Linked DNA regions of Homo sapiens: region 2 is linked to region 1. Evidence: read pairs that join two places in POLR2A ChIA-PET (ENCODE). Cell type or tissue: PC-9. All regions are shown on one strand. Each heading gives the region's core, and the rest is flanking DNA. Links, peaks and the distances in the headings are about the cores only. Region 1 overlaps C1QTNF7-AS1 (C1QTNF7 antisense RNA 1). Region 2 overlaps CPEB2-DT (CPEB2 divergent transcript).

Region 1 (2,928 bases), core at 181-2,680:
CTGATCCTCCAGACATTCACCATAGCAATAACTAGGATGCATAAGCCATTATTAATCTTAAACATTTTTAATGAATATTGCACATCTACTCTCAAGAGCTTAGCTCCAGCTGTGTGAAATGCCCCTTTACTTGGTGGTTAGTTTATCAACTCTGTGCTAATACAGCTGTCAGATAAGATATCATTGGCTACACGTAGATCAATAATGAAATTATTACTTAGTCAATAGGATGTTCTTTCTAAGTAGACAAAATCATTGGTAACCTGATGTCTTTGTAGGGAAAATAAAAACAATAAAAAGAAAAAGATAACTGGAGCTTTGGGGGACATTGTCTCACAAAACCTGTCACTGAATAAGGGTTAGAGTTGATAGGAATAGTTGGCTTTGCTGACTGTCTAAAACAAAGCCAGGCAGAGGACATTTCTGGATTCAGAGAACAATGGAGGTTCCTTGATTTCAAAACTTACCACACCCTCCCAAAAGGAAAACAAAGAATAACAAGGAGAAAAAGCAGACAAAACGACACATGACCATGTCTTTTGTTAGTAGGAGACAGAAGCATCACAACCTCTAACTTACCTGTAAGTAGAGAAAAAGGTGAATTCCAATAGAGCCCCTGCCTGTGGGTGAGAGATTAGAAAAGGGGAGGCTTGAGAGTCTTCATAAAATGTGCAAACAAAATAAACCCAGAAACGAAAGTCCAACATTAAAATCCAAAGTACAGAATGTATCCTGTGACCTGAAATTGTCAGTACTGGACACAGGGCAGAGAGAGAAGAGAGGGAAGAGAGGGAAGAGCTGCAGAGAGAGAAGAGCTGGTGCCCCTGGGAGACAAACCAATGAAGAACATCAGCAGGGGAGATAAATTACTCTCCAAGAGAAATATACCCTCCTTCACCCCATCCCACCCCAACTTAGGGCCCAAATCATCCATAAAAGAAACTACCTAGAAGAGGGAAGAACGCGAAGAAAGGGAAGCTCTTAAATTAGGAAGCCTGTTCATGAAACGAATAAGAATCAAGAAAATCAAGCATATATATATATATTTATATATATATATATATATATATATATATGTATATATATAAAATAATATATATAATAATATATATCTCATATAATATTTATATGAGATTGTTATAAAAAATTAGAAAATGAGAATCAAAGCATTTCTGTTAACAGAAATTCTCCCCAGGAAATTTAGCCAAAAATCAGAAGAAAACTCTAAAACAAGTGTAAAGGAACACTCCAAAGTGAATCAATTTACAGATATGAAAAAACACATTGAATCAGAAATATGAAAACTAGGAACAGAAATAGACCCCCAAAAAAGCACACACAACAACTACCCAGAAAGAACCCCAAAGAGTAGGTTTTCAAAATAATTTTTAATAAAGATAGGGTCTTGCTATGTTGCTTAGGCTGAACTCAGAGTCCTGGGCTCAAGTGATTCTGCTGCTCATCCTCCTAAGTAGCTGGGACTGCAGGTGGGTGCCACCCAGCTTCCCTGATCTGATCACTATACTTTATGTGTATCAAAATATCACTGTGCATCCCATGAATATGTGCAATAACTGTGTTGATTTTTAAAAAATTAAAAGAATGCAAACAATTTTTTAAAACCCAGAAAATAATAAAATGAGTGAAAATGAATTGGGAAGGGACTTGGGAAAGAAATAGGGCAAAAGATAAAAGTTCATCAGTAATGAAGACTGAAGAGGAGGATAGAATCAAATAAAATGGAAAGAATGTTGACAAAAATAGATCACCAATCAAAATAATGATGACATGAAGAACAAAGTAAAAAAGGTCAGAGGGAAACTGGTTGAAATGACATAAAATTGGAAAAGGGTGTCTAACATACCTATGATTGGCATCCCCAAATAAGAAAATAAATAGAACTAATATTTTAAAAAGTGAAATTCCAGAAAAGTTCCAGAACTAAAAGGAAAACTGAATTTACACATAGACAGGGCCTAAAGGGAACTAGGAAAAAATGGAGTAATTGATTCTGGGACATGGTCTAGTAAAATCAATAGACATTAAAGGAAAAGAAAAAATCCTCAAGTCCTCCAGGCACAAAGATAGAATAACTTAGAAAGGCAAGATAATTAGTTTGTCATCAGACTTCTTTAAAACAACATGAAAAGCAAGGCAATAGCAGAGTTGCATTCTCTGTTAGGGAATGAGCTTCAATCAACCAAAAGATGTCTGGGAAAGCTTTGCCAAAAGTACTAATAAAAAATAATATGTAGACATTACATGTTCTCACAAATAAGAACGAACACAACTTTAAAAATGAGAGGAGACTTCAACTTCTACAAAAGTGAAGAGGACACATTTTCCTATATTTCTACCACTGTGTGAAGCTAAAAATCTGAACATTACATGTAAAATGAACATAAGAAGGCTTGGAAAGGTGAAGAGAAGAAAATAGACTTCTAGAGACTGACAAAAGGCCCTGAATTGGAAAGGTGCACCGAAACATGCCAGCACTAGAGATAAATCAAAACAGAATTCTAAAAAAAGTTCAAGTAACCTACAGGAAGGCAGAAAAAGCAAAGCTGGAAAACAGAAGAAATAAGCAGAGAACAAAAAACAATATGGCAGACTTCAGCTTTATTACATCAATAATTGAAGGCAACACCTTCAAAATGGCAAACTATAGATGGAGGACAAATTACTGATGGCCAGTGTTTTGGGATTTAGGGAGGGATGGGAGTAGAGGTGGCAATACAGAAGTAGCCCAAGGGAGATCTCTGTGGTAATGGAATGTCTGTGTTTTGATCACAGTGGTGGTTACACAAATCTGCCATTGTGATAAGACAACATAGAATTATATAAACATGTTATACCAATGTCAATTTCTGGTTTGATACTATACTATACAATTTTGTCATCTGTAACTATTGTGGGAAACTGAAGTGT
Region 2 (2,928 bases), core at 220-2,719, 170 kb after region 1:
TCCCACACCTGGAATACTTGTCTCCTAAGTAGCAACAGGGCTCACTTAATCATGTTTTTATCATTTTTTTTCATGTCTCTCTCACGTCTCTGCTAAAAGTCATTTTTCAGTGATGTCTTCCCTGACCACCATTGTAATAAAATGACAACCCCCCGCCGCCACTCTTTCCCAGCCTTCTTATTCCTCATAAGGTGTTTGTGTTTCCATCTGACCCACTATGTACTTGAACTGTTTATCTGTCCTCTCTCTGAGATCACAAGCCCATGAGGAAAGGTCCATGCCTGTTTTGCTCACTGTTGTATCCTCAGCACTTACAACGATGCCTTGCACATAGTAGGCTTTCAAGAGTTGGGAATTGCATGCACTTATTAAAGGGGTTGTTGAATTAATAAATAGCAATTTTAGGAAATGATAGCTAAAAGAATACAATAGTAATACAAGGGTCTGTTTATAAATGGTTAATTTGTTTTCAGGAGCTGTCCAAACACCATGCAGATGCTCCTAGGATTCTTAAACTAGCCAAAAATAATTCCAGGCATTGTCAGATATAGGATAAGTACATGAAGACAGGTAAGTCATCCCAAGACTATAACGCTGGGGAATAGATAACCCTGGAGTACAAGGGGGAAAACTTCTGTCTCAGGAGACTAGAGTTGGGACTCCAGGAACACAGGGGTTCATTACAGGAGCTTGAACAAAGAGAGGAGTCAAGACCCCATCTCATAGAAATGGAACCAGTTCAGGAGGCACTGCAGTTAAGGTCAACTGGATGCCTTACTTCCATGCTGCTGGTTTCTTTCTGTGGCAGAGCCCATGCCCATAAATGTAATTAACCCCACAGAATGGGAAAGCTTTGAGTCTTTAGATGGGAGCTAATTAGCTCTGGTTTGGAGTTGGAAAAGGAGAAAGTAGAAATTAAGATTCATTCTGACCTTGACCAACTTCAAGGTGCTTTATTGATGTGGCACTCAAGAGTAGTACCATCCTCAATTACTTCTAGTTCTCCTACTTTTCTAAACCTTCCTTCATAATTTCCTCCTTCACTTTCTCCTTACATATTCTTTACGTGTGAGAGTTCCTTAGGCTTATGTTTCTGGTCCTTTTCTATATTTCTACCTACTTTTTCTAGATGAATTTATTATCATGTTTTCAAACATCATCTAAATGCTAATGTCTTCCAAATCCATCTCTTTAGCCTCATGGTCAAAATCATATTTCCAACTGCCTGTTTAACAGTTTGACCTGGGTGTCCTTCAGCCACATCAATTCAATGTGTCTATACCTGCATTCAACATCTTCCCCAAAATCTGCTTCTCCTATTTTGCTTCTTGTCTTGGCTGACGTCATCATCACACAACCAGTTTCTCAAGCTGAAACATGAGTCATCCTCTTCCTTCATCTCTCTCACCCTCCAAAAACAATTGTCAACCATGCTCTGTCAATTATACTGCAGAAACGTTACTCAAATGTAATTCCTTCATGTATCTCCGCATTCCCTTGCCTTTCACATTCCTGGAACACAAGTGCCCAATAAGTATTTGTTGATTAGTAATTGCCCAATGAATGCTGTAAGAAGAAAAGATGAAGAAAAGGAGAAAACAAGGTAAGGAAAGGAAGGAGGGAGATGGAAGGAAGGAAAGAGGTAGATGTTTCCAAAGCATGCTTTACAAAGACATGAGCCATTTTGTGGATAACTGTAGCATTGTTACCTTATGTTTACTGGAGAAAAAATAAAATGAATAATCATAATAACAATGACAAAAAAGTTATTTTCCTTCCCAATATTTTTTCCTTGACAATACCAAACTAAAAGTTTCACTCTGGTTATTACGATCTCTATTCTGGTTATTATGCCATACAAAGATGAACTCATTGACAAAGAAAAATATCAAGAATCTTCCCCTGATGACAAAGTGTAGCCCCGAAACATAATAGAAGGTCTGTGTTACCCTTTGTGGCATCCAGGGGATTTATCATCCCACTCCAATACCCCCACCTAGGAGAGAACCTGTCAGCCTCTCCAGTAATTTCTGCCACGATGCTCACTGGGCCCTTACGTAGACTGACTGACTTCTCTATTGCTACTTATCTTGTATCTTTAAGGCCATGTGAACTCGATTGAATTACAAGTCTTTGTAGGCAGTTGCTATGCCTTATATGTTCTTTAATTTTCCTAGTTCTTATTGATTGATTTATGTATTCAGAAACTCTCTGTTGAGTGCCTGCTCTGTACCAGACACTGTGCAAGGCACTATGGGTATAACTGTGAAAAGAACAGAAAATATATCCATTATTCTGTACATCCTCACAGAGGCTGTAAATAAATACTGTTGACATTAGTTATGATAATTCCCAACCCTAATTATCTGGGCAGAGTCATAAACAGTGAGACTGTAGGCTGAAACTGACCTACTAAATTGGAATCCTACTTGCTGCAATATGACCTTGCCGGGCTGGTCATCGGTGGAGCCTTGTGATCTATACAGAATATTGAGGTAAGGCAAATCTAGCAAGAAGGCAGAAAAAATTACACACTGAAGCTCATCTCAATCCTGGCTTGAAATGGGACTTCTATTATTTCCTTTTCTTGTCACAATATACTTTGTGAGTAGATAAAGCGAATAATATTTTTGTTTTGTTGTTGGAAAACCAAAGCCCAGAGGTAAAGTCGTTTGCTTGAGATGGTTTGCATAGACTGAGATTAATGCCCCCATCTCCTCATTTCTCAGTCTCTTGCTTCATTAGTTGGCCCTCAGGCTAGTGCTAGAAGCAAAGACAAAGAGTGGGCCACTGCTCAGCAAGTACCTGAGTAAAACAGGGTCACAGGGACACACGCTTAAAAACGGTGCTTGGGTATATATATCCTGAGGACTTGAAACCAGTATGTCGAAGCGACGTCTGCACTCTTGTGTTCACTGTAGCATTAGT

Evidence for each region. ChIA-PET counts read pairs that join two places held together with the same protein. Peaks named below come from ENCODE experiments on the same cell type or tissue, not always from the same donor. Only the 100,000 strongest peaks of a DNase experiment are listed, where the experiment ranks them.
Region 2: POLR2A ChIA-PET joins it to region 1 with 11 read pairs; 5 of 35 experiments call an interaction of 5 or more read pairs at or near these places.

The regions. Positions count from the first base shown.
Region 1 is chr4:15,165,733-15,168,660 of GRCh38, reverse strand. All of the region lies in intron 2 of C1QTNF7-AS1 (C1QTNF7 antisense RNA 1), which reads left to right. Among named protein-coding and RNA genes, the nearest start is that of CPEB2, 160 kb to the right of the region's middle. In PC-9, for the core only: no CTCF peak of the experiment used is centred there; no DNase peak of the experiment used is centred there.
Region 2 is chr4:14,992,896-14,995,823 of GRCh38, reverse strand. CPEB2-DT (CPEB2 divergent transcript) reads left to right here. Exons shown (of 8, transcript NR_038857.1): 4 at 474-570; 5 at 2,922-2,928. Among named protein-coding and RNA genes, the nearest start is that of CPEB2-DT, 7.7 kb to the left of the region's middle. In PC-9, for the core only: no CTCF peak of the experiment used is centred there; a DNase peak (open chromatin) is centred at 1,373.